Regions from separate parts of the Mus musculus genome. Here all the other regions are linked to region 4. The links are chromatin loops, found by intact Hi-C in ENCODE. Cell type or tissue: heart. All regions are shown on one strand. Links, peaks and the distances in the headings refer to the core of each region. The heading gives the core; the rest is flanking DNA.

Evidence for each region. Hi-C counts contacts between places; a loop is a spot of excess contacts. Peaks named below come from ENCODE experiments on the same cell type or tissue, not always from the same donor. Only the 100,000 strongest peaks of a DNase experiment are listed, where the experiment ranks them.
Region 1: it touches region 4 in a loop (4-fold over the local background); 6 of 42 quality-filtered maps call a loop at or near these places.
Region 2: it touches region 4 in a loop (2.6-fold over the local background); 6 of 42 quality-filtered maps call a loop at or near these places.
Region 3: a loop joins it to region 4, with 4 times the contacts of the local background. A loop is called at or near these places in 4 of 42 quality-filtered maps.

What each region holds. Positions count from the first base shown.
Region 1 is chr13:101,764,355-101,772,386 of GRCm38, forward strand. Pik3r1 (phosphoinositide-3-kinase regulatory subunit 1) reads right to left here and starts at 3,863. Exons shown (of 16, transcript NM_001077495.2): 1 at 3,623-3,863. In heart, for the core only: a CTCF peak has its summit at 4,344; DNase peaks (open chromatin) are centred at 1,937, 3,057, 3,947 and 4,507; H3K4me3 peaks cover 3,088 bases; H3K27ac peaks cover 2,908 bases.
Region 2 is chr13:101,990,450-101,998,481 of GRCm38, forward strand. No RefSeq gene overlaps it. Among named protein-coding and RNA genes, the nearest start is that of Gm41044, 20 kb to the right of the region's middle. In heart, for the core only: no CTCF peak of the experiment used is centred there; a DNase peak (open chromatin) is centred at 4,512.
Region 3 is chr13:101,911,972-101,920,003 of GRCm38, forward strand. No RefSeq gene overlaps it. Among named protein-coding and RNA genes, the nearest start is that of Gm41044, 98 kb to the right of the region's middle. In heart, for the core only: a CTCF peak has its summit at 4,541; a DNase peak (open chromatin) is centred at 4,540; H3K27ac peaks cover 1,115 bases.
Region 4 is chr13:102,314,482-102,322,513 of GRCm38, forward strand. No RefSeq gene overlaps it. Among named protein-coding and RNA genes, the nearest start is that of Gm36703, 31 kb to the right of the region's middle. In heart, for the core only: no CTCF peak of the experiment used is centred there; a DNase peak (open chromatin) is centred at 4,610; H3K27ac peaks cover 926 bases.

The DNA of each region.
Region 1 (8,032 bases), core at 1,799-6,798, 550 kb before region 4:
CACTGGCAGAGCCTCCTGACCCTTTGGCCAGGCGCCTATGATTTCAATTCTCCCCCAGGTGATCATTAACCTGAGAACTGTTTTGACTACAGGTGCTTATGGGTATATATTTGATTTACTTTAAGGTATACAATAGTGGCAGAACAAAGTGCTGTTTTTACGATTTTTTTTTCTTTAGTAAGCTTGTACTCGGTGCACGTTTCTCCAGAAAATGGGAGGTTGGGGAGTGGGGGGGGGGGGAGGATAGCATGAGCCAGACAGACAAGCTATAAGTTTTTACACCCTCTATCTTTCAGTTCATTTGGCTTAGTGTACAAGAAACGGCCTTAATTGCCAGTACTTTAGGCAAGTGATTTCAATAAGAGTATTGGCAAAACCATGACCCCCCCACACAAAAAAAATTTCATTAGAGAGGAGTCAAAGGAGACTTTAAAAATTGCAATAAAATATGAGTGCTTAAAAGTTAATCACAACCGATGCTTTTTTAAATAAATAAATAAATAAATAAATAAAGATGCAATTTACACTGTCTTAAAAAAAAAAAAAAACAAAAAAAAAAACCCAAAAACCTGACAGTTGAGTTTGGTGGCACAAGTTTGTAATCCCAGGGCTTGGGAGATAGAGGTGAACCACTCCAGAGTACAAAGTCAAGTTCTGCTACATTAAGAGTTCAAGGCCAGGGTGGACTGCATGAGAAACTGCCTCCAAACTGATACATTCTCACACATACAACTAATAGCCCCTTGGACTGACAGGTGACTTTCTGGTTTTCCTAGCTTCCCCAGGACGCTTCATCTCCTGCCTTAGCTAGCAAAGCCCTACGTCATGGAAAGGGCTTTGTGCTTTGCTTGCCCTGTGTAATGAGCCTAATAGACTGATAGGAGCTCAATCCATCTGCGTGTGTACACCTTATTCATGAGAGATTCAAAGTCAAAAGCGCACATGCAAACCTTAGCTTGGCTTGTACAGACGACTTGCCCATGGGACTATTTCCCCAGGTGACTCATTCGCTATCTCTTTATCCAATAAAACACATTTTGCAAGTCAAAAAAAATGTAAACACAATAAAAGCTGGACCAGAATTCCTCCTACTGTAACAAGTATGTGGATAATTTTCTCAAAGTAAATGCCTTTTACAACATTTCGCTGCACTACTTAGGAGACAGAGTGGCAGAGAAGAAATGTCCATCAACACAACAAACTTCAAGTTCCATGGTGGGCTCAGAAACAGTTGAAAGGAAAAGCCACTGTTTTTAAGGGTACTAGGTCTGTGGAGGTTGAGTAAACTTGAACTTAAGATTCAAAGCCTTTTGAGAGATTAGCCTGAGAGGGAAAGAGACAAGAAAAGGCTAATGAATATGAACAAACTATGGTACATGCATGTAGAAAAATGTCCCCCCAAAAACCTCACTGTTGTATACAATTAATATATACTTAATAAAAGAACAAAAGGGCAGGGGGTGCACTGATCAGGTTAGGTGTAATTAACAGTTCCAAAAGATGCATGCACACCACCCACCATCAGCAGCCAAAAATGCATATTTCTATGTGTTCAATTGCTCAGTTTTCCCAAACTAACTTCATACATTAGAAATGTACCAAACACACACACACAGCTAAAGAAAACAATAAATGGAGTCAGTGGGCAGTGAAATCCTTCTTTTTACATGACTGCAGTGCATCCCAGATGTGAAAAAGCAGAATGCTATCATAAAAATGCAAATAAAATGACAGATAACAATGTGCACATGGCAGAGTTCTGTTATGCAACTAGGAACAGGTCTTGGTGCAAGATGAAAGTTAAAAGCAAACTCCCACAACAGTCTGAGAGCCAGTTATCAGCTGCATCCAACTTTCTTCAAATCGTAAAAGCTGACAGACTGCTATGGAAAAGTGGCGTGGCCTGCAACAGGCACTTAGAGGAAGGCAGCCAGCAGTGGCGTGGCACAGAACTCCTGCCAGGCAAGGAGCTTCCCCCATTTAAACCTGCCTTTGAACCACAAGAGGCACAAGAAAAACCAGGATCATTTTCTTTGTAATAAGCAAAAAGCACATGTTTTCCAAAGTTTAAGCAACTTGTGTGCTTCAGAAAATGGTCTGCTTGAGTGCAACTGTCAAAAAAAAAATGAAAAAAAAGGGGGGGGCTCTTGGGGTGCTGGTTCCCTGCTCAGTGACAAACGATGCATGGGCGGCTCACCTGTGCAGAAGGCCCTGAAGTCCTAATGATATCTACTTTAGCAATCAATCTGCTCTGAGGCAGAAATAAACCCATCTGCCTACTACAAGCTTTCTTAGCTCATAATTTACTATCTTTCAAATGCCCAACATGGAACACAAGCTAATGAAATATTAAGAGAGGCTTGCACAAGGAGCCTAGGTCAACCAGCTTTGTGAGTAACCCTACCACCTAAAACTTGAAACTCGATCTCACTGAAATGACAATCTCATGCTACACTTAAAACCCGGAACTGCTTCATCCTTTCCTATTTCACACTGTCTGACAAAGAGGAAAAAGACAGGAAAAGAAAAGGGGGAAAATTAAGTCCTAAAATCATGAAACCCCTAAATAAAGCATAAATTCACACCAGTACAGCAATAGAGCCTGCAGCTTCTTCAAGAATTAACGGTGGAAGTGAGACCTTTCCGGTATTACTAGCGCCAGGAGCAGAATTCCCCTGAATACAGTGCCGGCACACAGCATTCAACATGTCACAGCCACTCCGCTCACACCCTTGCGTTATTGTGCGCGAAAGCTGGTTACTAAAATGCATTTCTGTACATGCGTGCCTGGTCAGAGCGTTTCTATTCTCTTTGTCTCGTGATCTGCCGGGCAGTTTCTGCCTTTGGGAAGGAAGTAGCTTGCAGACAATTCCCCCAGATATTTTAGCTCTGGCTTGCACGCGGGCCGGTTCTCCCTGGCCGGCAGCTTAGTGCTGGGCAGGTCCTTCCAGGGTCGCCCCGCGTTAGGAAAAGCTGGATTTCCGGGCGGTGCCAGGATCCCACTCATTATGCCTCCAGCAACCTGCCCAAGCCCGGCGGGCGCCAGACGCCGAGCTAGAGCCCCAGCCACCGACCGCCCCGAGGAGCACTTCCCCCACCCCGGAAGAGGAGGGAGGCAAACTTCGGAGGGCGGGGGCTGGGGGCGAGCTCCGGGGACCACCATGGCCCAGCCTGGCCGGAGACCCCGGCTGGGGCTCCGGGCCTGGAGGGTACGCCGCGCTAACGCAAAGGCAGCGATCCAGGCACTCTCCTCGCGCGCTCCCGGCTTCGGAAAGCTGCAGGGCGATCGGGGACCCTCGGAAGCGTGAGGTGACGGAGGAGGAGGGGAGCCGGTGACCGCTGGCAACTCCAGGACCGAACGCTCCGGGTAACGAGCACAGCCCGCCCGGGGTGGCACGAAGGAAATGAGAGCAGGAGGTGGCTGCGACCAAGCAAGCTGGTCACTGGCCGGAGAAGGCTTCCAAGTGGCCGAGAGATGCTGGCGACTGGGAGCTGGCAGCCTGCTCGCTTCCCCTTGAGTGGCTCGGCAGCAGAAGTGGCTGCCGGTGACAGGAAGAGCAGCGGCCGTGCGCGTTCGCACCGCTTCCCCCTCCCGGGCACACCGGGACCCGCCGCCGCCTACCTCCGGGTCGGCTCGCTTCCTTCCTCTGCCCAGCCTGGGCTTCAGCGGCCTCTGAAGCTCCCAGCTCCCAGGCTCCTGCGATCCAGCTGCGACCTGCCGTCGCTTCGCTGTCCCGGTTCCTTGGCTGCACAGCCGTCCTCACCGCTACCGCTGCCGCTGCCGCTGCCGCTGCTTCCTCCAACTCGGCTCCAGCTGCTAGCTACTCCTCTCCCTGAGCGGCGCAGCTCCAGCGCCAGGCGCCAGCCCCACCCCGGGCCCGCCCCTGCGCCCCGCCCCCAGATACACACCAATCAACGCCCGAGACCCCGCCCCCCAGCGCCCGAGCCGCGCCCTCCGCCTCTGCCAGTCTCCGGGAGGGCTACCAAGGTCTAGGAGCTACGCTCTGTGCTGCCGACCCTACCCCGCACCCCTCGCTGCCCTCGCCCCCGCCCCCGGCTCGGGGATGCCCCGGGCGACTGGACGGCGCGCGCCCTCCGCTACGGAGCGCTCTAACTCTGCGTGCTTGGGGCTGGCTCGCCTGCGGGGCGTCGCCCAGGCCCGAAGCAGGGAGTTCAAATGGGGATGGGGGTGGGGGGTGGGAAATAAGTTCAGGCCTCTCTGGAGCCCAGCCGGCTGCCTGCGAGACCCTGCCTCTTTCGAATCCACTAGAGCTTCAGGACAGTGGCTGGGTTCAGGAAGATGCAGATGCGAGGGCTCGCCAAAGCGGGGAGGCCCTGTAATTCCTGGCCTTGCCTGCCCAGCTTCCCTAGTGGTCAGAAAAACCGCGCCACCCGGCGTGGCACTCCCGGGGTGAAGGAGGGGTGAAAGGGTGAGCTGGAGCAACGAGTGCCCGCCGCCTGCAAAAGCCTGGCACGGCTGCCTCCAGGAACCAAGGCGGGATCTAGAGGAAAAGGAGTGTTCTGTGAGGAGGGCGCATACCGGGTGATCTCTGGCAGTCCTTGCAAGGCAGAGCCTATGTAGGTCATTCAGCCAGTCCACCGCCTTCTAACGCTTCTGATAGGCTGGAGAAACTCAAATGAAGTCTATGGTTTGTTAGATGTAAAAATGTAGATCCTTGGAGTAGAAACCACTATGGAAGCTGCTCAAGAAAAAAGTGATAATGGCTCAGCCTTCCCAGATAAGAAAGGATGATAGCCCCGTGTTTTGTCTTCATAAAAACGTTCAAGAACTCATGGACTTTTTAAATTTTGCTCCCAAAATATGTCTTATTTTGTAGTTCAGGAACCTGTAGCCACCCACCCTTCTTGCCCTAAAGATCCCTTTTGCAGCTATTCTGGCAACAAAATGCTTTTTCTTAACCAAGAACTTAGTCTGTTGTCAAATTCTAAATTTGGTAGTGTATTACTGTGAGTTTTGGAAGCAGAGGGAAAAAATGAAATTCACAGTTTATGTTAAACAAATGCAGTCACGTTTAAAGGTGACGCCCATTCTAAAAGAAGAGATCTCAGTACACAATTCAGGTACTAATGTTTCTGGTACTCTTGGTATCTAATAAAGACAAAAGCAGGCTGCTACCCACATCACATTTAAGAATTTGCCTACCCATTGGACACGCAAACTTTATATGCCCCAGTACAGGGGAACGCCAGGGCCAAAAAGGGGGAGTGGGTGGGTAGGGGAGTGGGGGTGGGTGGCTACGGGGGACTTTTGGTATAGCATTGGAAATGTAAATGAGCTAAATACCTAATAAAAAAATGGAAAAGAAAAGAAAAAAAAAGAATTTGCCTACACAGAAGATGGCCTAGTTGGCCATCACTGGGAAGAGAGGCCCTTTGGTATTGCAAACTTTATATGCCCCAGTACAGGGGAATGCCAGGGCCAAGAAGCAGAGTGGGTGGGTAGGGGAGCAGGGCGGGGGGAGGATATAGGGAACTTTCAGGATAGCATTTGAAATTTATATAAAGAAAATATCTAATAAAAAATAAAATAAAGAATTTGCCTACCATTCAGGATGTGGTGACAAGTCTGTAATCCCAGCACTTTGAAGCTGAAGCCATAGTCTCGAGTTCAAACCAGCCTAGTCTTTATAGAATCTCTCTGAATATAGATTATGTTAATTTGTGTAGGGAGATCCATCTTAATTATGAGTAGAATCACACCTAGGGCAGGAAATTCTGTACTGTACGAATGGAGACAAAAAATGAGGGCTATGCATGCATGCATTACTGGTTGCTCTTATCTGATTGAGGGCATAAGGTGGCCAGCTATTCAAGTTCCTATGGCCTTAACTTACCCACCATGATAGACTACTCTGAACTGTGAGTTAAATGCTTTCTCCTGTAAGTTGCTTCAGTCGGAGTATTTAATAGTGGCAATTAGAAACCAAGGTACAGGGGTACATTCTTCCGTAGTCTGTGAAAGGAAGAGCCTCCTGGTGGATGGCCGTGGTGTGTTTCCTGCGGTAGAAGCCCTTAAATCTAATCCAAACTAAGACAACTCAAGTAATAAAACATTCACAGATGTTTTCTTTAGTTTTCCTCTCCTCGAAGAAAATACAAACTTTGCTAGCTCTCTCCTCCCTTTGGGCTCACTAGAGTCTTGGAAAGAGGCTCCAGCATAGGATTCTATTCAGCCGTAAAAAAGCATCTAATTCCCAACTGCACTTCCTCTTAATAGAAAAGTCTTCAGCAATTGATTATGCACTTACACGTTCTTTGACTTATTTTCATTATAACTGAACACAACACACAGCTTATGTCCAAAGAGGGTCACATGAAAGAAAAATAATTTTTCCATACCCGGGCACCAAATAATCTATTTCATTGATATTAAATTGATACCTTCCCACACATTTTATTTCCATTTCCCATAGATTTTATGAATTAAAAGCAATAACAAAACAATATGACTATTCATACTTGGAGTATGAGCCTGTGTGCATATGTATACATATTCACATGTGTATGCATGTGTGTGCCTGTGTATACTTAACAGTGGAGTCTTCCTCATTCTCCACCTTATGGATTGAGGCAGGGTCTCCCACTTGAACCTGAAGCACCCATCAGATACTACAGCTAGCCAATTTGCACCAAAGATTTTCTGCCTCTGCACATTGTACATTGGGATTTACAGTCAAGCCCCTATGCCCACCCACATTTACTTGAGCACTAGGGCTCTGAAGTCAGGTACTTACCCTTGCATGACAAGTTCTTAGCCTTATACTTGTGTTTTCTAGTAACCTCTTGAGTAAAACCTTATCTGGGAACACAAACTGTAACTGTAATAAAGCAAGAAGCTGATATGATAAGGCAAAGGGGCCCCTGTGCCACAAGCTTTCTCTTCATTTCTACAAAAACCCCAGATGGGCAGGACTGTGAACATCTCCTTGGAGTTTCCTGGAAATGCAAATTATCTGTCTTCTCTAAACCAAAAATGTCAGATTGGAGTGGAAAGAAAAAAAAAAGCTGTTTTAGGAAACTCTCCAAACCATTTGTTGCATGCTGGGAGTTGAGAATGATTATCCTGGGCCTTCTGGGACATACTGGAACCCACCCCAATAAAATGCTCGTATGTCACGTAGACACAGCGTTCTGGTTTGCTTTCTATTGCTGGGAGAAAGACCATCACCAAAAGCAGCTTTAGGAGGAAAGGGAAGGGCTTTCTTCCTTTTCCAGCCTGCAGTCCATCATGAGGGAAAGTCGAGGCAGGAACTGAAGCAGGGGTCATAGAGGAATTGCCTGTCTTAGTCTGCATAAATCCCTCACCTTTCTCTTTTGTACAATCCAGGAGCACCTCCGCAGGGGTGACATCACCCACAGTGGGCTGCACCCTTCCACATTAATCAGGAATAAATAAATAAATGTCCCACATTTTTATCTACTGGCCAATATAATAAAAAGTTTTTGTCAATTATGAAGCCCTCTTCCCAGAAGACTCTACCTTGACTCTACCTTGTGTCAAATTGACAAACAGACAAACACACAGCACACACAATTCAACCAGTACTTATCAAACTGTTGGCTTTGGTTATTTGATAAATATGTCAGAAGATGGGAAATTCCCAACAGAGATACAAGAGTATCATCGCTGGCAAAGATGGCATGGAAATCAGAGTCAATCAAGGACCCGAACTACAGAGAAAGAGTTTGAGTAACCATAATTGAGACAATAGCCTCAACAGTGAAAACAAGTAGGATGCATCCATTGGCCATCTGTACTAACCGTGATGTTAGAATGTGCTTCCACTGGCCTTGAAATCTTAGTGTGTATTTTAGGTTTTCAAACACAAACCAAATGAGTACCAGTGTCCTGGAGTCTTCGTCAACACCAGACCCACAGATCAGCTGCACCGGCAGAATTAAGAACGGGTCACAAATGCAGAATACAAGGTTCTGTCCTAGACGGCCTAGATCACAAGCTGCAGTTGAGCAGAATTGCCAGGTGATACACATACAGGTTAAATGATGTGTC
Region 2 (8,032 bases), core at 1,794-6,793, 320 kb before region 4:
AAAGCTTGGTGGGATAACATTGAACCCTTACTCTGGCTATCACTTTTCTCAGATATGTATGGTCTGCATAAATCAAACAACTTTGGACTCATTCCTTCTTCCACAAAATGGTTCTAGCACTGTGATGATGTAGGTTCCACACTACTCCATTGATCAATTTTTCTTATCACATGATCTCTGATGAGATGAGGTTGGCAGAGGAACAGTGAGCAAAGAATGACAGATAACTTTTCTATGCAAAGCATACAATAATTTCCCTTAACTTAAAACAAAGCAGAACATTTCTTTTATAACTTTATTGCACTTGTTTACTCATTGGAGGGGGGGGGGTTGTGTATGCATATGACCTGGTCCATGTTATGGGGTCAGAGGACAACTTGCAGGAGTTAGTTCTCTCCTGTGGGTATTAGGAGTCGAACACAGGTCATCAGACTTGATAGCAAGCATGTTTACCTACTGAGCCATCTTACTAGCCTATGCTTAACTTTTCCCCCTCCCTCCCTCCCTCCCTCCCTCCCTCCCTCCCTCCCTCCCTTCCTTCCTTCCTTCCTTCCTTCTCCTTTTCTTTTCCTCTTATTGGAGACAGGATCTCTCTACATTGCCTTGGTTATCTTGGAATTCACTATGGAGATCAGGCTGGCCTCAGAGATCCACCTGCCTCTGCCTCCTGAGTGCCGAAATTAAAGGCATGTGCCATGCCCCAAGCTCCCTATTCTTAACTTCTTTAATTAAAACTTGATTCAATCTAAACAGAGGCAAAAAGGAAAAATGTTTTCGACATGAGTTATTGACTCCTGAGAGTATCTAGGTCACAGATAATATAGGCACATTCTGAAAAAGTTTCCGTGATAATTTTTTCAAGTCTGCACATGTAATTGAACTTTGAGTCCAGAACATTCTACAATTCTATGGGAAATCTACGTGAGGCCTTTGGCAGGAAGGAGGCATGCTGCGATGTGTGGTGCCAATTGTGTCATACCATGTGACACCTGTACCTTAAGTTTATCACCTCAGTGGCATACTTGGCAGTAAGTAATATGGCTTTTCAGAAGTGAACAGGACAAGCCATAGGCATCGGGCAATCAAGTGTTTGCTTTGTAGCTCAATTTTTGTCAACAATTTTTGAATGTTGCATTTGCCACTGGAAGATTTGTGGAGGGGGGAACCTCTTTGGCTTTACAACTCTAAAAATATCACCAGTGATAACAACAGATTTTAGACACGTCATGCTCATAGGTACTAAATGTTCTTTGAGTAATTGACGTGTGTTAATTTAGTTAACTCTCATGTCATGGGCCAAATGGTCAATGAAAGATGGAGGAGGGAACTAAAGGTGCATCTATATGACTCCATTTAGGACATGGACTCAAAGGCTCATCACATGCCTTGTTCCAGAGGCATGCCTGCTAATCTGTGGCATGTCAGAGCCTGAACACCATGGTGCACAGTGCTATCACTTTCCTAAAAGGAATCTTCCCTCATGCCCATGCCTTTGAGTGCTACAAATCTCCCTCCAGCCAACTGAGTAGGCTTCTAGCCACCAGAGAGCAAGACAACTCCTGTGGACAGGCTGGCAGAAGGACAAGGCATGGTTAGACACTGAAAATCTGTGTGTGATCTGAGATTGCCACATAGTCACAAATGGAATCTGCACAATGTGGACTTCTTCACGTTCCTTCCTGGTAGCATGTGGTGACATCTGACCAAGCAGAGGTCTTCAATAAATGTTGATGAATGTGATAAAGGCTTACATAATGACATGCCATATAAAATGTTCCTGTAATAATGAGAGACATAATATAAATAATATATTGGATATAGTGTTTGGTGTGAGAAATTTACAGTTTCATAGCTTGTAAAATATTAGGGCTAGGAAGAAGATCAGAGGCACAGAGATTTTCAGCTCCCTCATTTTTATGCTAATAAAATAGATTCTAAATGATATAGGGACTTCCCCAAAGATCTCTCTCTCTCTCTCTCCCACACACATATGTGTATATACATATATATACACATATGTGTATATATATATATATATACATACACACACACACACACACACACACACACACACATATATATTTGTTCAGTAAGAATGCTTAGATTTAAAACATTATATATATTGGCAAGGGTAGTGCTTGTTTTTAGAAAGATCTTTCTTTTGGAAATGGGAGCAAATATCTGATTTGTGGTCCACTGGCTCAGGTCTTCTACACATCTGATGAGACATCAAGAAAAGGGAACTATCTTGGCCTATTGTCACTCCCACAGTAAAGTCATGTGTACTATATGTGGAAGAAAGAAGTATCAATTTCATAGTCCTTGGTGCTGTCCCTAAGAATGCTTATTGACTACATAGTAAGAGTGTATCCAAATACTCTGAGGTAACGCCCTTATTTGTAAAATATTTTGGGCATCCCTTTTCAAAAAAAAAAAACTCATGCATGAACATTTTATAGTGGACTACTCTGTAATGTGCATGTCAAAAATAAATGAATTAGGAAATAGGCTGACATAAAAATGGAATATATGAGCACATGGGTGTCTTAGATACTTTCCTATTGGTGTGAAGAGACACAATAACTGAGGCAATTCATAGAAAACATTTAACTGGGGGCTTGCTTACAGAACTAGGGGCAGATCCTTGACCGTCAATGGCAGAGAGCTTGGCAACAAGGCTGCTAGGCAGGCATGGTGCTGGAGCAGTAGCTAAGAGCTCGCATCCTCATCCACAAACAGCAGGTAGAGAGTGGAAGACTGGCCTGGCATAGGCTTTTGAAACCTCTTCAAGCAAGACCATACTTCCTAATCCTTCCTAAGCAGTTCCACCAACTGGGAACCAAAGATTTCAATATATGAGCTTATGGGGGACCACTCATATTCAAACCACTACAGTGAACTTTATCTTCTAGATCATTACTTTTGTGCATATTTAATGGAAGAAAAGATAGAAAAAAGTGAGAAGGAAATATTAATTTCAGCAATTACTCTATGAATTTCATGAGCTGAGGATGGTAGCCTATTTAGGTGTGGTGGAGCCATTACCCATCCTTGGTATCAGTGAATGTCATTCAGATGTCACACGAGCATCCCTTAGTATAGATCAAGAACTATCTTTTTATTTGAAATTACTCATGTGCTCATCATGTCGTCCAATCATCTCCCATAAAGATCAGATAACATTCCTCATGGTTTTGTTTTCTATTGCTATACCTGGTTTTTAGAATCAAGAATTGAGTGACAGAGTGGGAAGCCATGATCATAGGGCATTGTTCTTGTTCATCTGCCTAGTCTGTCTCCAGTGCGGTATATACGAGGTGCTCAGTTGTGTGTGGTGAATATCACGACATGTTCTGTGTGATTTCTCCTCTGTTCTCATGAAGCACTCACATTCAGTTTGTGTTTTAGGTCTTCTTATTGGATTCTAAAGCTAGACCTGGCTTATTTCATCTGCTTGCCCCAGATTCCCTTCCTTCCCTCCTTTTTTCTACTCTTTCTATACACACAATGCACATATACATACATACATACATACATACATACATACATACATACAATCAGACACAAACACACACACACACACACACACACACACACACACACACACACACACACACACTGCAACTCTTCTATGACTCTTTGAGAGCTTCCTCTTCCCATGAAGTGCACTGCTTCCATCCTTACCCTCTCCTTCTCAGCATCCTTCGTGTGCAACAGCACAAAGCCCAAGCTCAGGGTTTCCTGCACTTGCTCCCTGGTTGTTCTCGTAGCTAAGCAGAGCCTGTGTGACACAGTGGAATGCACGGTAGTCTGGGAGTCAGGAGACTCAGCCGTTTAATACCAGTCCTTCTGTAAGCGAACTATTTCACTCAACCAATCATGTCTCTTTCATCAGGATTTTCTTCTTTCATTAAATACTAGGGCTGTAGCTTAAACTTTCTACATTTTCTTCTCATTTACAAGGCTGTGGTATATGTTTGTTTTTCTCCTTTCCCCAGAGTAGAGGTCATACCTTCCTTTTATAATAATATCCATGTATTTGACCCATGACCCATAAAAGTGCTTCATTATCATGTAACATGCTCTTGTGGTTCTCAGTTTCTAGCAAGGACTTTTATAGTCAGTGCTGCAGAGTTGCCGGGAAGAGTGGTGCCATTGAGCATTTGAGTAGAGGCTGTCTCCCTGTGTACCCCGCCTGCCTAGCCTTGGGTCAGCTATTTCCCACACCACTAGCTTATTGATGTCAACTCTGGGGTCTCAGCGTCTGCCTTGTGCAGCAGTCATTTGGAGGTGATAATTATTCCATTTCAGCTCCCCTCAAACAGTACGATTTCCCAGGTTTTCAAAGCTTTGCTTGCCCACATCTCTCCCAGGGTACCTGCCACTTAGCCACCAGAAGTTCCACCACCATGAAGACTGTGCGTCACCTGAGGAGGTCATGAGACCTGCCTAGAGATACGAGCACTGTTCCAGCCAGTGTTTTTTTGGGGGAGGTTCCAAATTGACAGGACATTTAAGGAAGCAATTGAGAACCAGGCAAGGGTCCAGGAGGACGGGACAGGGACAAAACACAGCTGCTCATTTAGTCCTTGGGCAGTAAAGACTGAAACATGCTGTTCCTGTTCCAGCAGCTAAAAGGAAGGTGACAAGTAACTTGAGAACAGGGAACTTAATTATCAGCAAAGCTTCCTGGGACACATAGGATGTTCTTAGCACTGATTCTACAGCTTTACGCTTGCAGCCCCGCTCCACTGTGTCTCACCAGAAGAAAACGAGGAAAAGCAGGATTTTTGTTCTTCCATAACACTTACTCTTGCTTCTAGGTTGGCTCAGTGTAAGATAAAAGCACAGAACTGGATATTAAATGCAAAGCGTCCCCAAGAATGTGGTACTTTCTGTATTTTCTGTAAAATGTAACTGTTTCTCAAAGAAGTTTATCTCTTCCACTGAGGGATTGATCCATGTGAACATTCCTTACCACCTCCCCTCTCTACACCTGTCATAGGTCAGGCTGTCTCCTAAGTGCTAGGGACAGCAAGATAAAAGGGTCATAGTCACAACCTTGCAGGCTAGGCTCAGCTACATATACTTCCCTCAAAGTAACTATCGCAGGTTGAACTTCTTTTATTTGTGTAGCTAACTCTGCTCTGTTTCTACCATGCAAATCACAGCTGCCCTCAGGAAAGGCTCTTGCACAGGACTTATATCCTTATACGCCTCACACCCAGTCCCCTGACTGACAGGTGATAGGGTGTACTCAATAGAATATGGTAAGTGGATGTGGCAATTTCTTGTGAAATCCACTGGCTGGATGAAGGAATTACCAACAGTGGGTACTGTAATGGATAGTGCTGAGTAGAAAGTTTCTGAAAGCTAAAATCATTGTGAACTGACATTTGAAGTTTGAAGTTATAGGAATCATACTGTTAGATTATATGGAATTGTAGAGGGTGTACCATAGATGATATTATGTGTAGATTCGGAGTAACAGCTGCCCAATTTCTTTTTTCTTTTTCTTTTAAGGATAAAAGCTTGGAATGAAGCTATCTAATAGATATGAAAGAAAAAAAAACATAGCATGGCTTCAATATTTTGCTATAAGTCTGACACCTGTTTCCCTGACCAGCTGGCTAGACACATTTCAGGGCAGTGTGCTGAACATTCTGAGAGGAAGGAAGGCGCTATCCTTTGTTTTCCTCTGGAAAGCCTCAAAGGCCTGTTAACCACTCATAGCAGCACATGGTTTTTTTTTTGAAAGCCATTGTACCTCCTGTCCCACCCATGGGGTTAAGGCTGCTGAGTGGGAACCTAAAGATGAACAGGCTATTCTGCTGGAGAGAAGCTGAGCCATTGCAGGCTGTGTTCATGGCCCCTCTGTCAACAGGTGCAATCGCTTCGAAAGCTTTGTGGTCCAGGGTGTGACAGGGTGAAGACAAGCTGGGCTGCCAACAAATGTGTCATTTGGTAACTCTTCTCATTACCACCTACACAGCGCAAGAAAGAGCAAAGCTTCTCACCCACCCCAAGTGCAGACAGCCTTTAATGAGGACGCATTCCTACCGTGAGGGAGGCACAACTGCTGAAGCCAGCATTCAAGGAGGAAGCTCATCTCTTCCTTAACAGTTTCTCAGGGCAGGGAGAGGCCAAAAAATCTAGTAACTCGTGAAGTATGTTGATTACACTGGCCATTCACACCAGAGTGATGTTTCAGCTTGACCCACGGCACAGCTCGGAAGGTACAAGGTAGGAAAGAAGGTGAGAACTGGAAAATCATGACCAGAAACTTAGGCCAGAGATTAGGATTTATACTTCAGGATGGCCAAAAAGCTGGAATAAATGCTGATGCTCAATGTAAGCTCAAGAACATAATTATGAGAGGAAAGTAAAGTGGAAATTCTTAAAGTCAGACAATAAAGTTTCCTAATAAAGCAACAGAAATGAATATCAGACCTCAATAGAACCAGTAGAAATTATAATTGTATGATGTTGCTTAATAGATGAACGATAGTAATTACCACTTGAACTCTTTGTGGGGGGGGGGGAGAAAGACCAAAAATAGGGGTGAAATAAATGGTATTGTGATTGAGAATGAAGAAATACTATTTTATTCACATATCATATGATTATATGTGTAGAGAGTCTGAGATAATCAACAAAACACTGTTAGATCTAGAAGGTGAGCATGGCAGAGTTCTATGATATATAATAAATGGAAAAAGTCAATCACTCCTCTATATAATAGCAATGGATGAAAAGAGTTATAAATTTTTAAAGGTACATAATACCATTCACACTCATCTCTTCAAGATAAATACTTAGTTACCAGTTTTTAAAAAAATATGTACAAAATTCTGATGCATGAAATAAAGAGCTGTGTAAATGGAGAGGTATCCCAAGTCCATGGATAACAAGATTCAGCAATATGGAGTCTCAGTCAGAGTTACAGCATGTTATCTTGTGGATAGCAGCAAACTAATTATGAAATTTATATGAGGAAAAAAATCCAAACAAGACATCAGGATGCCAACTCAGTGTTGAGCCAAGTTAAGAAGAATCACTCTACTCAACTTTAAGACCGTGTAGAAGGTTGTAGTAATCGAAACAGTGCAGTGTTGGCAAAAGACCAAACAGACCAATGGATTGGAGCAAAGAACACAGAAATAGATCTATAAATACAATCAACTGATCTTTGGCAAATGAGCAAAGGCAACACACTTGGAAAGAGAGATTATTTAACAGATGTTGTTGGAGAAACTGGTTATCTACATGCAAACTAAGTAGTCAGCTGACCAACTTTATGATTGACTGAGAAAAGGCCTCCAGAATCTTATGTGTTTAACACTTGGTGGCACTCTTTGGGAAGGCTGTGGAATCTTTAGGAGGTGGAACCTTCCCGGAGGAAGTGGGTGGTGGAGGGCAGGTCCTGGGGTATTACATCTCAAGCTAACTCACCTAGTGGCTGCCTCATACTCCTGTGTCCACACCTCTCTACTGCAATGGATTATGTATCCCTTCATGCTACAAGCCAGAATAAAGCCTACCTCTCTAGAAGTTGTTGGTCTTTTTTTTTCCCAGAAATTCTCTCACAGCATGGAGAAAGATAATTAATAAAAAAATATCTGTAGCAGAGAGTGGGATCATGATGCTACCATGTAGTTCTTAGTCTCTTGGGACTGATATTCAGGGTGGCAATGGAAGAGTTTGGAACTCTGGGATGGAAAAGCCATGCAATGCTGTAAGCAGAGCTCAGGGGATGGTTCTGGTGGGGAATTTATAAGGTTTAAGAGAAATGTTGACAATGGATTCCCAGTTCCTAAGGTTTAAGAGGGGATCCAGGACTCTATTAGGAGCTTCACTAGAAATCATTTGTGTTCCTCTCTGGCCAAGTCTATCTTCATTCTGTCTCTCTCCTGAGAACTTTAGTGAGGTTTAACTTAAAGTAATGGACTAATTACAAGGCAGGCCAGTAGTCAGGCATGTTATAGCTTTCTGGTTTTACTCCCATCCATAGTAAAAAAGAAACTGAGGTTGT
Region 3 (8,032 bases), core at 1,716-6,715, 400 kb before region 4:
GGTTTTGATGTTGAATCTGTATGTGATTCTGATGCTACGGTTGTAAGGCTGTCACTATTGCTATCAGGTAGTCCTTCATCAGAGCCTCCAATATGTATCCTGGTTTCCATCTACCCCTTCTTACAAACTCACAAACCCTAAACTAATGTGCTTCTTGATGCAGGATTGCCAATTCTGAGAAGTGGCAGAGAAAAGCAAGGTAATAGCAGGAGATCCCTCTCTGTGTCTCGAATTTTATCATCACTGTAGGGGAAAATAGAACTCACAGGGAATATTCCTAGTCCCCTGGAGAGGGTTATGTAGCTCTGGACCCCGGGAACAGGTAAAGAAAATCCCCTTGCATAGGGTTTGCATTTAGATGTCTCAGGTTATAAAGGACTAAGTCTCATGGTCCTGGTCCAGGAAGAACAGCCTGTTAGGTTTTCCAGTTGTCACGAAGGTTAAACAAAGGCTTATCAGTCTCTTGATGGCAGAATAGAGAAGGAAGGGTCTGATAAGATGTCTACTGGTGCTATCAAAAGCAGGTGAGCACTGGAAGCAAGAAGAAGGAGGAGGAGGAGGATGAAGAGAAGAAAAAGAAGAAATAGTCTTAAGGTAAATAAAGTTATATAAAAAGACTTCTATGCATTTTTCTATAGTTACTCTATTACCACAAAAGGATATAAAATGAAGCTCACTTCCCATAAATGTTTTAAGTCCAGAGCCATCTGGATTATCATTAAAAGATCAGCAATATAAAATTTTGACATTTAAGATGATTTAGAATTGGTCTCTAGGTCAAGGGGTTACCATGGGAACTATAATCTATAAATCTGTGCTTTTAAAACAGTGGGCATTTTTTTTTCTAATAGAACAATGATTTCAGATTTTTTTAAAAAAAAATTGTTTTTCTCACTCAGAGAAAAGCAGCCACATAAAAGTAGGACACTGTGTTACAGAGAAACTTGTTGACAAAAGTAGAAGTGGAGATATATAGCTGTTCCTTGGTATCCATGGGAGACTGGATGCTCAAGACCCTTATATAAAACTAAGCACTCTTTGCACAGAACTGATCTACATCCTTCTGTATACTTTAAATTATCTCTTGATAACAATGAATACAATGAAAATGCCATGCAAATACTTGCATCCCAGTGTTGTTTGAAGAACAAAGGTGGGGTAGGGGTGGGGTTTGCACAGGATGGTTGACAGCTACTGTTCAGAAACTCTACACCTCAGCCTCTCACAAAGTTCATAGCCTTTTCTTAAGACTCCTGGGGATAAGAATGCTAGAAAAATAGACGGCCATGGGCACACATTATCCAGTCTTGAGAAACTTATAGCATTACTTTTGCTGTATTCTACTCTATAGATGGGAATCTTGGGGACTAGGATTTAGTGGTTGTAGGGAGCTGACCTAGCCATGCATAAGGCCTTGGGTTCAAATCTCAGCACCTCAAAAATAAATCCAACTCACACTCAAGGTAAGTAACTACTTCTAGAGCAGGAAACGAAAAGGCACCGATTATTGGGACTATCAAAAGCAGCTTTCAGATTTAGTTGTGGTCAAAATCCAAGACACCCTTGTGCCACCCTTGGGGACATTTAAAAAGAAAGCTGTCAGTATCGACCATATGACCAATTGAAGAGACTGGGTCAACAGGACAAACACCCTTTTGAAAATACAAAGTCTGATGACTGGGAGCTCACTGGTGTCACTCCCATGGTAGTTTTTGTTTGTTTCCAATTGGCAAAAACAAACAACCACAAACAAATAACCCCCACAATCTAAAATCTTGTTTTCCAAAGCAAAGCAAAGCAAAGCAGCAAGCAAAAACCTCCTTCTGTGAGTCTAGCTCCCCCTAAATTCCAGGGCCCACAAGATGAACAGGAAAGAGAGTGAGCACCTTCTGTGACTCAGTTGTACCTCCAGGCTAGCAATTCTCAACCTGTGAGTTGTGACCTTCTTTGCGGAGGTTGAACAACCCTTTTACAGGGGGTTGCCTAAGACCATCAGAAAACACAGATACTTACACTATGACTCATATCAGTAGCAAAATTACAGTTATGAAGTAGCAATGAAAGTAATTTTATGGCTGGGGGCAGGGGGGGGGGAGGTGTCCCACAACATGAAAGGGCCACAGGGTTAGGAATGGTGAGAACGACTGCTCTAGATGTGACGATTAGTGTTATTTGTCACCTTGACAGACTCTAGAGTCACCCAGGAGATAGGTCTTAAGGCATGTCTGTGAAGGACTGTCCTGATTCATGATGGTGGGCAGGACCAAGCCTTGACATGTTTAAAACAGAGAAATGAAGGAGAGCACCAACATGCTGGTGTCTGTTGCCCGTTCATTCTGTCTCCGAATATGACGTAACCAGCTCCTTTCAGTTCCTGCCACTGTGACTTTTCTGCCAGAGTGGACCTTAACCTGAACTCTGGACCAGAACAAGTCCATTCTCTCTTAAGTTGTCTTTATTTTACACAGCAACAGAAAAAGAAATTAGGACAATAAACCATGCAGATCTGAGAACCTATCTGTATACTAAACCCAGTATATAAGCCCTATTATGCCCTACGTGGCCAGTGTGATGGGAAGAGGACCCAGACCCCAGCTGAAGAGAACCAGACAAAAACAGTAGCTTTCCTTACCTTGATCTCTATAAAAATTTTGTTGCTTAGAAAAAAAATTAAATTCTCCTTGCTTAGAAGGAGAGTTCATATTTAGAAATACTGTGAACCAGAAAAAAAAAATGGTATCTTGAATCTTGGCGTTCCAAGTCTTGTTGGCTTGTGGCCAAGCTTCAGGATGCTTCTAAGAGCCATGTGGGGAATGCAAATCGGGATGTCTAACTCTCTTAAGGGCAGTCAGGAGGGCTGATGGTCTATGCTGCATGCTGTAAATCTACCACACAAAAAACCGCCCTCTTTGCACCAGCAGCAGCTCCAGACTTTGGCCTAAGCCCAGTTCCCTATTTCGTCCAAGTTGCTCTTAGCCTTAGTATTTAAGCCAAAGCTTTGTTCTATACACAGGCTGCTATTGATTGGGCCTTCTTATCTCTGTCTCCACAGATAAGGTATACATTAGCAAGACTATTCAGGGGTGGCCTTTTACAAAGGCAGAACGTCTCTTTGGTATCCAGGGTCAAGAAAGGCAGTGTTCAGGAGTGCTTGGTATCTTGAAGGTGTGTATAGAAGTGGTGTACAGAGGGGGTCCAGAAAGACACTCCCAGGCAACAAAGTTGTGAGGAAATGTGTTTTTTGTTCAGATCTGTGCCCCAGTTGGAAGTTGTATTCAGTAGATGTTTTATTTTAGGGCTGGTGTATGTGGTTGGTATGTGTGTGGTGTGTATGTGATGTGTGCATGTGTGTATGTGGTGTGTAATGTATAAAGTATGTATGGTATGTGTGTATGTGTGTGTATGGTGTAGTGTGTGTGTGTGTGTGTGTGTGTGTGTGTGTGGTGTGTGTATAGTGTGTTGTGTGTGGTATGTGGAGTGTGTGTCTGTATGTCTCTGTGTGTGCATATATATGTATATGTGTGGTATGTACAGTGTGTGTGTGGAGTATGTGTGTGTGTTTACATACACAACAACCTCTTTAGGGATTGGAAGTCTGCCTTGTACTCATTTTAACTTCTGGAGGCCAATGTGAGAAGTCTATGCTGGAAGCCTGTTAGCTTATTGTTTCCCTCCTTGCAAGGCGAGGCTGCAACGTGACTTTAGCCACGCATACCCAGCTAGAAGAGAGTGAGACAAAGTGTGTGGGAATTGCCACAATCTGCTCCCAGTCCCTGGATTTCCCTTTCCTAATGCTCTGAGCAGTGCTTTGCTTAGACAAGTCAACACTCGCTCACCAGCCACTGCACTCTCTGGCTCAGGGTACCAACGCTACTTAGTTTGAAGAAAAAAAGGCTGAAAAAAGAAAGAAAAGAAAAGAAAGCTTTCCTGGAATCTCTCATGCGTGTGAGAAACAAAAAGAAAAGAACAGAAATGTCAGAGCCCATGCTCTCGTGGTGATAGGCTCTGGAAAAGGAGACTTTAGTTTTTCTTTTCTTTATCTGGTATCACATTTTCAATTCACACCCATTATTAAGTGCGAGAAACACAATCATAGATTAGTTGAAGAAAGGGAGGAGCTAACTTTGCTAACAGAACAAATGACCTAGGCTATTTCTAGTCATCTGGTCATCGCGCTCAAATATGTTATGCCTATAAATAGAAAACAGGCAAGGGGTAAAGAAAAAAGATCCCCAAAGGAAGGAAGAGAGATGAACGAATAGAAAGGCACATAGGTCATGTCTGTGGCCACCTTCCCAGTCAAACCTTTTATCAGCTCTTCTGGCTAGAGAAATGTCTGTTAAAGGTGTGTTTACACTCACAACGTTGTTTCATAATGGGAGTTAATGATTGTTAGAGCTCTTACTGAATTTGTGGAGCATGTTTCAGCTTATTCATCACAAGTTAGTCCAGGCATAGACTGACTTGCTGTAGATTGACCTAATGTGACCAGTTGCCACAGGCCACCATGACATCTGGCTGCCAGCAGGGACATGGTGATCTTTTGGTTCAGGAATAGGCTCCTCTCCCAGCTAGTGTGTCTTGGCTTAGGGGCCTGAATGTCCTAGCTGAAAACCAGCCACAGTGCTTCGGAGACTGGGAGTCCCATTTGGAGTTGATAACTCAGTGTTGGGCAGTAAGAGTAAGTCTAATTGCAAGTCTTCTGAAGAACAGGAAAGCACAATTCATTTTGCCCTTCATTAATACAGAGAATTTATTCCAAATTTCAAGAACTCAATTCCAACTTTCAGTGTAGAATATTTGGAAGGTTCCTCCTCCTCCTCCTCTTCCTCCTCTTCCTCCTCCTCCTCCTCCTCCTCTTCCTCCTCCTCCTCTTCCTCCTCCTCCTCCTCCTCCTCTTCCTCTTCTTCTTCTTCTTCTTCTTCTTCTTCTTCTTCTTCTTCTTCTTCTTCTTCTTCTTCTTCTTCTTCTTCTTCTTCTTCTTCTTTCTCATGGTTTTCACAGAGAGGGCACTGCTCTAAAAGCATAAGAAGCGGAGGCCTGGGAGACCTGCGTCCTGCCCTGCACACTCACTTCCTGTTGTTGGAGGCTCATGCACCTGTGGGGAGGCTCCGGGCCTCCCCATAGATGCCATAAAATTATATACAAGCACTGTGCGTACACCCACGTTTCCAGGAGAGAATGAATCAGGTGTGTTAAATAGGGTGTCTAAGGATTTTCCTAAGAAAATGTCCAACAACTTGGGGAACAGCTATCATTTATTGATGTTGGAAACAAGAACTAACATTTATTGGTGTTCTGGGACTTTTGCTAGGCACTTGATAGCTCACTCATTAAACCAGGCCGGCACGGCTTAACATTCATGAAGGGAGCCGGCCTACCAGCCTGGCCTTGTTTATTTATCTTCCCAGCTGAGAATCTTTTGCTTAAAATTTATTTTTAAAATTTTTGGTTGTTATGAGGCAGAGTCTTATGTCTGGGGATCCCCCTAGCCCCTGCCTCGGCGCCATTTCTTTCCTTTTAAAGTTGCGTCACATTCAGACCCTCTTCCCTCATGGTGACTTACCAAGAAGTCTCTGCACTTCTGAGTGTCACCAGAAGCACCAGAATTCGTTGGACCCCTCAGAGAAGATGCTGCTTCCTTTTTTCCTTCTTCTAAAGCCACTGAGCTGATGTCTAAGTGGGATCTGTGCATTGCCTCACGATTTTCTTGGACAGTTTCTTGTACTTCACAGGGTCAGACATTCTAAAGTGGATCCTCACCCCCATTTTTCTCTAAGTCTCAGCAAAGGCCAGGTGGGCAAGAGAAGACATATAAGGATTCTATCCTGGGTCAGGAGAACCCTAATATTTCAATCAGTCTTAGTTTAGACTGCTAGGGTACATGAAAATTTAGTAATTTCTGATATTGCTTGTGTTTACAGTAAAGTGCACCAGGTAAGCCTGCATGAGGGATGTGACAACACTGGCCTTTAGCACACGTGCTCAAGTGCCTTTTTTTTCTCCTGTTAGCCCACGAGATCTCAGAGACACCATTCACTTCTCCAGTTCCTGGCTTCTGTGCTTGTAGACTGGATGCATGTGGGTTAAGGATCCCTCCAGGAGTAATTGTTGATGAAATTAGCTATATCCATTTGCATTTCTTCATTCGTAAATTATGAATGCTTGTATTCCTATGAGCAGATCCTTTTTCTGTTTTCAGTAGGCCATTTGGGAAAACGAGGTAACCCCTTAAAGAGGCTCTGTCCTTTTTCCTGCCCCTATGTCATTTGAGCTCAAACAATGGAATGGGTCATTTATTCAGCCTGTGAAGAAACCCTGTCATTTGAGTGGGAAATGTCTATGTTATACATTCTTAGGAGGAGGTTCTAGCTGACTTCCCCATTTCCCATAATAATAAATGCTTCTCTGTAATCCTTCTGCTTTCTTCCGAAAGTAACCTCTGCTTCTTTCAACCTTCTGAGAAGACTCAGACATGGCCAGTATGAGGCCTTTGTTGCCCAGCTGGAGCCTAAGCAAGCTGTTCTGGCAGTAGGGCATCTACCAGACATGGATGTCTATGCAGCGGGCAGGCTTTGGTGAAAAGCAGTTGGCTGCTGGCTGAATTTGCTTTCTCCACAGTCAGGCTATGGTACTGGAGACCCTATTCTGGCTACAATGGGAGGCTTTAGAGAGTATTTCGTAAGTCTGTTTATGTCTAGAGGCACAAATTTCTCCTTTAGCCCTTAATGCATTATGCCATTACGTCGTCAGTATATGCCAAGATAACTCTTCCCTCCTTCCCCCACTGCACCTCCATTGCAATGCTCTATGACCATAGAAACTTTGGTTTTTTGGTTTATTGCCATAGATAGGCCTGCATCTGGCAGATACCAGGTATTCAGTGGTTATTCCTTCAATGAAGTAAAGTTACAAAACCAGTAGTTACCTTGAGATATGAAATGCCTATGGTTTGTCCATTTCTGACATTAAACCTTGCTTCTGCTACACTATGCCAGCTTGGGACTGTGTTTGAGAATTTGGGGATGGGTGGAAGGAAAGACTAGTGCCAGTCCCCAGTGTACTGCTCCAGACACAGGATGTGGGTTTGTGCCAACCACAGCAAAAGCGGTATCTTTAGATTTTATACTAAACTATTTATATTGTAAGGCTATATGTTTTCAAAAATAGTATTTCTGTTAAAATCAGACTTCCATGCTGAGCAGACTAAATAGGTAGTTTAGGATAAAATCATTTGCTGTCAGGGTATGACCATAAAGCTATCTCAGTATGAAGAAAATGGCTGTCCAGACATTACCATATTGTGACACAGAAGCACAAGCGTTCTGTAAATATATCCTCTTTGCTGGCTTGACAGGCTGGACAAAACTTGGCTGTTCACACAGTCTTTGTACAGTTTATCAAAGTCTCGAATGGAAAATATACTCTTGAGGTTTATAAGACTTTAACAAAGAAAAATAGAAGAGTTCTCTCATCTGCAGACCCAGCACAAGTACTAGCACGGTCTGCCAAGCTCAAAGTAGAACAAGAATGTGGCTGTGGCAGCCAAGTTCAGCTCTCATAAATTCAAATATGCATTCCTTCTACTGGAGGATGGCTTCCTTCCGGTCATTTGGAGGAAGAGTTGACTCTTCCATTGCTCACATGTGCCAACCTTGGGAAAACGCTATAAAGCAAATAAAAACTCTCAAGTAAATGAAAATGCCCACGAGATATTTTCTAGCCTACAAGATCTTTCCAGGACATCTCATGAGGATGATGCTAAGCAGATGAAATTGTGGAGCCACAGGCAAACTTCATCTCCAAGTTTACCAGTAAATAATAACTATCGGCTACCAAAGGCACTGGAAAAAGAAATACCGAGGAGGAAAGAAAACTATTCTGCCCCTCTCCAATGAGGAACATTTAGATGAAGAAAAAAGTTATTACTACGTTGTGTCAAAAGAAAAGTCATGCTAACAATGGTGTTTTGGCTGCAATAGCTTCAGGGTGGCACTTACTAAGTTTTCTTGAGATAGACGTCACATGTTCA
Region 4 (8,032 bases), core at 1,661-6,660:
GTCATGTTTCTACCTCCATTGGATTCCTGAACATAAGCTATCGTCATGGACACATAAGAATTACAGATGACACTTTAGCATAAACAATGGGAGATACAAAGGGAAGGAATAGTAGTTTTGAGGTGGCAATGGGCAAAAGCTTTGTCATGCTTGATCGACAGCAAAAATATCTTTCAGAAAGTTTTTTCTGCTTGTCTCTGCTGAATGTTGATGAGACGTCTAGAAATCTACATGCTGCAGAAGAATGAAAATAGTCTTTCCTCACACTAAAGACATGGGCTCAGATGAATTGAAAATTAAAATATAAAACCAGAGCCTGCACATTCCTGGAAGAAAACACTGCAGACAGCTGTGGATCCCTGGTTTGGGGGACCAATATTCAAATATAACATTAAGAGAACAAGCAACAAAAACAAAATCAGACCAACAGCTTTTCACCAAATTAAACAGATTCTGTACAAAAAAAAAATAGTACAGAAAACAAAGTAAAAAGACCTACAGAAGATATATTACTTGCAAGTCTCAATTGCAACAAACTATTAAGGATTAATATAAAAAATATATAAGGAACTCAAACAATCCAATAAGAAAATAATAGTTCAACTTAAAAATAAATAAATTGAATAAAATATAAAGATGTTGGATATAGAACTGAGGTCTGGAACTAATTTATAGGTAAAAGAACTTTCAGTGATTTTTTTATTCACTTATTTATTCCAAATTATGTATTGAGCATATATGCTGGGCTAGACCCATTGTTGTGTGCTTAGATATAATGATGAACAGAATGAAAAGCCATCTACCAGCAAACACTTTATACTTCAGCTGATGAGGTAAACCTTGCTCCATTTCTTGTAAAAAAAATCCTTATAAAGTACAAATCAAGGAATATCTGTGAGGAGTGAAACCAGATTGCCGTTGTTCAATAAATACTAGATTTCTTTCAGCAACCAAAACGAACAGAGCAAAAGCTCTTAACACCATTTGTAGAAAGGTGTAAATTCCTAACCAATGGTCTCTCCATCAATGACCTTCGCAGGATTGCTTCTCCCCCAGTTAGTTTTCCCTGGATGTCTTAAGACATCCTGATTTGATGATGTTGTTGCCTCAGTTTGTTTGCTCTCAGTCAGATTGTTCCAGCCATCACTGCTGAATATTACAAGCAGCAATTTGATGATTTTTGCTACCTGCTGCTTCATCTGTCTGCTACTAGCTATTTGCTCTTGTATGTTTCCTTGCTCCATGCTAAAGTTCATACTTTTGAAACTGAAGGTACCGCTATCACAGACCATTCTCTTGCGGAATGTACAGAGCATATGTATTTAAGTATAATTTGCCAAGTTAAAAAAGAAGATTTAAATTAGCATTTATAGCTTAATAAATCCATTTACATAAATCTACTAATAGAAAAATTAGTTTATGGTCACACCATGTTCCCAAATTAGAGAACTGAAATCACATTTCTGCATGTAGATAGATCCTTGATATTTTCTACAGGATAGGGTAGAAGCCTATCTAAATTCACTGCTGGCATTGAGACAATCCTTGATGCGTTATGGATAATTGTGGTCCACAAGAGGGAGATGAAGCTTGTAAACAACAAAATGCTAACTGAGCCGGAATGGCTAATTGGATATTTCAGCCTTATGATGACAGCTTAACAAGAAATGAGTTAACAGAAACTTTGTGCCTATTCAGCAAAGCCTTGGGGGTACAAAGTGAAGAAAACACAACCCTTTGCACACTGTCCTGTGAGGGAGAGGCAGACACAGAAGTGATAATTAATACAGATTTCCAGGGTTCAGCCAGAGCTCAGGGAAGAGAGAAGGTCATGGTGTTCAAGTTTACATTCGACATCCAAGTTTACACTTAATGGAGAAGCCCTGTTTCATTTACAATCCCACTGGAAAGTTATGGTCTTGATTAAATAGAACAGAATTGAACTCCTGTCTTTTCCACTAGACTCTGAGAACAGATGAGGTCAGATCCAGAAGCCATGCAAGGAACACAGTGTTCTCATATTAAAAGCCAGGACAGTGTAGGGTCACACAGCTAAGACAAGAAGTCCTTCCCCAGTTGTACACAGCTTGAGAAGAGCTTCTTACATAGTTCACTGAAACCAGTAAAATGTCCATAGCAATGAAGTGGATGGTGTCCAAGCTTGTTTGAAGTGAATTTTAAGTCAGTGTGGGCAGGAAGGTTTTTCCATAGCCTTGGGGACCGCAAGGAAGAAAACGGGGGTGTTCAAATAGAACAAGAAGATCTTGGACTATGCAGAGCAGGGGGCATTCAGCTTGGAAATATAACGGAGTCTATTAATGATTTTAGACATACCAGACTGGGCCTTTCATGAGGTGGGAACACATATTAGCAATAAAGGTCTTGATGTATATTTAGTGAGGAAAGGATCCATATTACTGTGTTTATACATGTGATTAGTCCTTATTGTTCTGTCTAAGTGACAGCCAGTAGGTCGAAATTAATTATTACAGTGTGGCTTTACTCCGTATTTACTAATCCTACTTTGGTCATCAAAGAATCCTGAGTTGACTAACAAGTCTACAATATGTTACAGATTGGGTTGTGCTGCTGTGTGTTTTTGACTCAGTTTGTCTAAAAGAACAGTCAGGAGTGGTTAAAGTTAATGTCTAATGCTTTCTGATCTGTCCTTACCCATACTCAAACAATCGCATTACCAAGATGGCCATTCCCAAGCTTCTCCAGCGCTGGCATCTCGGTTATCAACCCAGGCCCTGACAACCATACTTCTTTCATACCTGCTTAGCAAGCATCCTTCTATGCCATACTGTGTTCCCATGCCATCCCTGTCCTTTGCATGCAGGAATATTCAGCCTACTGATGTTCATTTTATATGAATTTACTAAAATATTTCAGTTATGATTCATATTTTGAGGCCAAGTGAGGTGTGCAGAGGAGAACAGAAGAGAGTAAAGGAAAGGATATAGTGAAGAGGAGACACACATACACAGAGGGGGGTAGGAAGGAGGGAGAAAGAGAGGGAGAGAGAGAGAGAGAGAGAGAGAGAGAGAGAGAGAGAGAGAGAGAGAGAGAGAGGCTGAGTAAGAATGAAACAAAATGCAGACAAATTAATCTACCTGGCTACATGGCTACATGGATCTTGAACACACAAGGATTCAATGTCTATTCTTAATCGGTTCATAGAGCATTAGAAACTAAATATGCAAATATTTAGCAATTGTTATACAATGCTCTAAGTAAAGATTCTCAATTCTTACTCAAGCACGAAGGCTGCTGGGAGGAGAAGGCAGATAAAACATCATGGAACTCTTGGAACTGTGTCAGGATGAGCGAGGGCATTTCAGGCAACACTGGGGGAGATGCTCTAAAGCATAACATGTCAAGAAATTCTGGGAACGCTGAGAAGGAGAGATGACAGGAATGGCGGGTTAAGGTAGCTTGACAAGCAAAGGCCATGAGAAGCCATGAAGAACACGTGAATGAAGAACATGTGATAGTGGTTGAAAGGGCTGTGGACAAATAAACATATCCACTTTGACTGTAAATACAAAGTACACTTTAATGTTATAGAGTGTGTTTTAGTTATTATTCACAATCACTTTTCTTTAATGTGGTCTTAAGATGTACCACAAAATATAAATATGAATATGTAAAATAGGGACAAAGCAAAGATCATCACAGTAGAAATTAGCCCCTACTTACTTAGCCTGAGAAATGTTGCCATTCTATGCAATGCCCCTCCTGGGCCTATCCCCTGGCTTTATTTGGAAGAACATGCAGTGTTCTTAACTACTGGACCATCTCTTTTTATATAATTTGCATACCATAATGTTTCACATTTTCTCAGTATTTATTTTTACTTTTATTTCTTTGAAATAAGTTCTCACATAGCCCAGGCTGGCCTCAAACTTCCTATGTAACGGAAGCTAGCCTTGATCTTCGATTTTCCCACCCTAAGCCTCCCAATGTTGGAATTATCAGTGTGGGCCAAAATGTTCAGTTATATTCCCCTTTTTCTTAAAATATAATCACATTTTTATTTAATCACTTTGTATACATGTGTATATGTGGAGAAGTATTTTCTAAGGTACACACAGGAAGGTCAGGGGACCATTCTTAGGAATATATTCTTTCCTTCTGCAACATGGGTCCCTTGGATTAGGTCATCAGTCTTGACAGCAAATGTTCCTACTCGCCTTTTTGTTACTATAATTTAAAGATTGCCTACCTTCCAGTGCACACATGGATGGAACTGAGACCAAGGCCAAGTCAGACTCCAGTAATTCTGAAACCCAAACTCTCTCTACATCCTTTCTCCCTGTAGAAATTAAACTTTTCTTTACACAATGACAGCCTTCTCTAAACATTAAAAAGATGCTGTATGTTTTTTAAATCCGGAAATGGTACTCCATGTTTTCTACAAAAACATCTTTCTTTTACACCAGAAAAGTTGCCATAAGGCCAGGTTGAATGGTATTGTAAAGCTTTGTCATCCCTGAATCCCACTTCCCATCCTAGTGTGAATCGGAAGTCACCATCTTTATTCTCTAGTTGTCTCCATCCGATATTTCAGGAATCAGCTGTCCCTCGATGCCATCAACACTCCCTTGAAATGTTGCAGCTTGCAACACAGAGAGTCTGCAAGGAGCTGCTAGGGAGAAAAGCTCTGTAATTGTGATCCAAGCATTTGTGCAACCCTGTGAGGGTTATTATAACATATTACATCTTCTTTCTCGATGTTGTGGTATTTATTTTGAAGGCTTGGGGGCATATAGTTTCTTAATGTTTAATGGACTAATTATCAATGGTCTGAGCCAAGAGATGTGTCCAATTAAAGTCTGAGTCACTGGAAGCTCAATTTAAAATTCAGGAATCTTGTTGGCTCCAGATCAAGGGTACTGTTTCAAGGAACTCTAAAATTTGAAACAAACAAACAGAGCCTAGCTTTTGTCTTCTCTAAGAATCCAGAGATTGTTACAAAAATTAAAGCACCTTAAACAAGAGCCTCAGTGCAATGAACATATAACACCCAGGTTGAGTGCCTTCTGCAGGGTTGGGGGTTGGGGGGGCGGCTATTATATTTGTAGCCTGATGGAGGAAGGTGTCTCCTTAAAGGCACTGTATCCCAGGCGCCAACATCATTACTCAGCCAGTGACTTCCAAGCTTTAAGTGATTAGCTATTCTTTCCTCCTCTGTGTCTTATCTGTTTGGCATTTGGAATGTACCAACTATGGAAACAGAGAAGGATCCACAGCCAAAGGCCATTGAATTACTAAGAGGTCAAGTGGGACAGGATTTCAAAGACTGCTTAACCTAACTCTTTGCTTACAAATAAGGAAACAGAGACCCATAAAATCATTTGTTAAAGGTCACAGATGAAGAGAGTTGACACACAGTTCATTATTCTTTAGCAGTATTATAGCAGTGCTTTTATTAACTAGTGGTTCATACACAAAGTATCTAACCTCGCATGGAGATGGTGTCTGTCTGAAAATGTTCCTGCATCCACCAACGTGTGTAGCCTCAGCCTTTGCCTTTGCCTGGGTGCTTTTGCTAAGAAAAGGGCAGTAAACAGTGTTTCATCCAGGACTCTTTTTCATCAACCAGAGTCCCCAGAGATTACAAAAGCTCCCAAAGGGAGGCAGCTATATCCTTGGTCCCATGAGATCCTGGGTTAAGGAGGAAAGTGAGACAAAGGAGGCAGATTTGTTATCACATACATGGGAAAGGGGCTGGAGAGGTAGCTCAATGGGTAGGAGGCCTTGCTGTGCAAATATGAAGACTCAAGTTCAAATCCCAGTACCCCTGCTTAAAATAAGCCAGGTGTGGCCAAGTGCCTGTAACCCTAGCACTGTGGGAAAGAGGGACAGGAGGATCACTGGGACTTGGTGGCCACCAGCCTAGCTCAAAGTTCAGTGGGAAAGACTGTCTGAAAGAAATGGATAGAGCAGAATGTTCAAAAGAAAAAAGAAGAAGAAAAACACATGGGAGAGCTAGTGATTTTGCCTCTCTGTGGTCTTAAATGGGCTGCCTAACTTTCTTTGGCCCAGAGTATCTGGGACTTATTTGACCAGTTTTCTGTGTGTGTTTCTCCTTTTGTACACCATCCTTCAGAGCTCTATGACACGGGACAGGCCTCAGAAGTGCGTCACAGCAGAATTTCTTCTGCACATGGTTAACTTGATCAGTTTTCTATAAAAGCCGATGCCCTGCTTAGGTGTGCCACACGAGCAGCAGCAGGAAATGAATCCATTTTTTTTTTCACTCAGTGTAGATGACTGGAAATAACACTGACTGGTTACCATGGCAAGTCCATGATACTTAAACATCTAATAGACCCTTAACAGAATATTTGCCACTAAGTTTATGCCAGAAAGCTATGACCAAATGACAGCATATCTCCATTATGCCCTTTAAAAAGGAAATTGCCTAGAGCTTTATGCCAATATTCTACTGGGCTTTTAAGTCAAATTATGTTACATCAAGTTCAGTTCCATTAATCCTTATAGCTACCAATATTTATAAATGACTTGAATGTCCATTGAGTAATTTCTTTCTAAAGGCAGTTCTTTTATTTATTCATATTCATTAAATGATATTTATTTAGCGCATTTTGTTTATTAGATGCTATCCTGAAAACTACATGTGGCTGTGAAAAGAGCAAATAACTAACCTATAGCCTTACATCCTAGTAGGGGAGACAATGACTCAATCAACCAACATTGCAGATAAAGCAATGTAAACCTAAGATCATCTTATGCACATAAATAGTAAACTTAGATAATTCTAGGTGATGGTAAAGACTATGGCATTCTAAAAGGCACACAAGTATGATAGGAATCAAGATGCTTGTGTAATTTTAAACAACGTAACTGGAGAAAGGATCATTTTCTTCTTTGTAAAACTATTAGAAGATCTTAAGAGCAGTTTATTCTAAATATGACTCCCTAAATATTGGGAGCAGAAGACTTGGGGTTAGGTTTGAGCTTTGGTTTAAGACAAAGATGTCTGTCTTCCTTTGTCACCTGCTTATTATCACTTCCTCAGGTCTCAGACTTAGCCCTGCTTCAGAGCCATTCATTGGCTTTGTTGGTCATGCACCTTGAGGTGGCCTTAGTGACAGCTGTAGGGTAGGTCACTGTGTCCACATTATCTGCTTTTCTTCAGCATACCTCAGTTCAGTGTCACCCGACATCCCACTGATGGTACCCCTCTATTCTCCACCAGGTTTCCCACAGTGTGAATACCTTTTCTCCAGCTGATACAGGCCATCTTGGTGCTGTGTAAGTGCTTGGTGAGAGAGAAAGGAATTCAACTCAAAATACGAGTGCTGCTGCCATATAGCTCCTTTCTCAATCTGTCCAGGAAAAAGTCTCAATTTATCAACCTCTTTTAACAGAGAACAGCACTGAAGTTAGACAGTTAGGCTATCAGCCTAATTAGAAATTAATAGTAGTGGTTTGGTTTCTTCATATTTATTTTGCTTAACGTAAAGTACATAGAGGGATTCTTTAGCAAACAGTGATACAGAAGCCTTAGGTGTGAAGGTAGACTCTGAACTGCCAAGGACAGGAAATTATCTCTGCCTCAGAAATGCTGATGGTGAACACTAGACTTCCTCTTCCTTTTAGGGACAACTGTCACTATATAATGGATTTCTCCAGAAAGACATTCTTTTCTGGTTTCTATCTCTGTACTATATAGATGAATATTTCTGCCTGTGTCTACATATTTACTCATAGTCATACTGGTCTATTATTAACCAAAATGTAGTTCAAGTCCACTCTGAACCTGCAAGCTTCCCTTACCCTTTTGAAAACTTCCATGAAAATAAATAAATAGCAACTAAGTGTGTTATATTTCCTTACTTGTCTATTCATCAATTCGGACAGTGCTTGTACATTAAGTGTAAGGAGCCTCTATGGTGCAGAACATGCTCTTGCACTCTTTATTTCACTAAAGAAGGCCAGGAATTCTAGTAAGAATCTTCAAAGCTGTTATTTTCTTTTCCCTAGAAGAGGTTGAAAAACT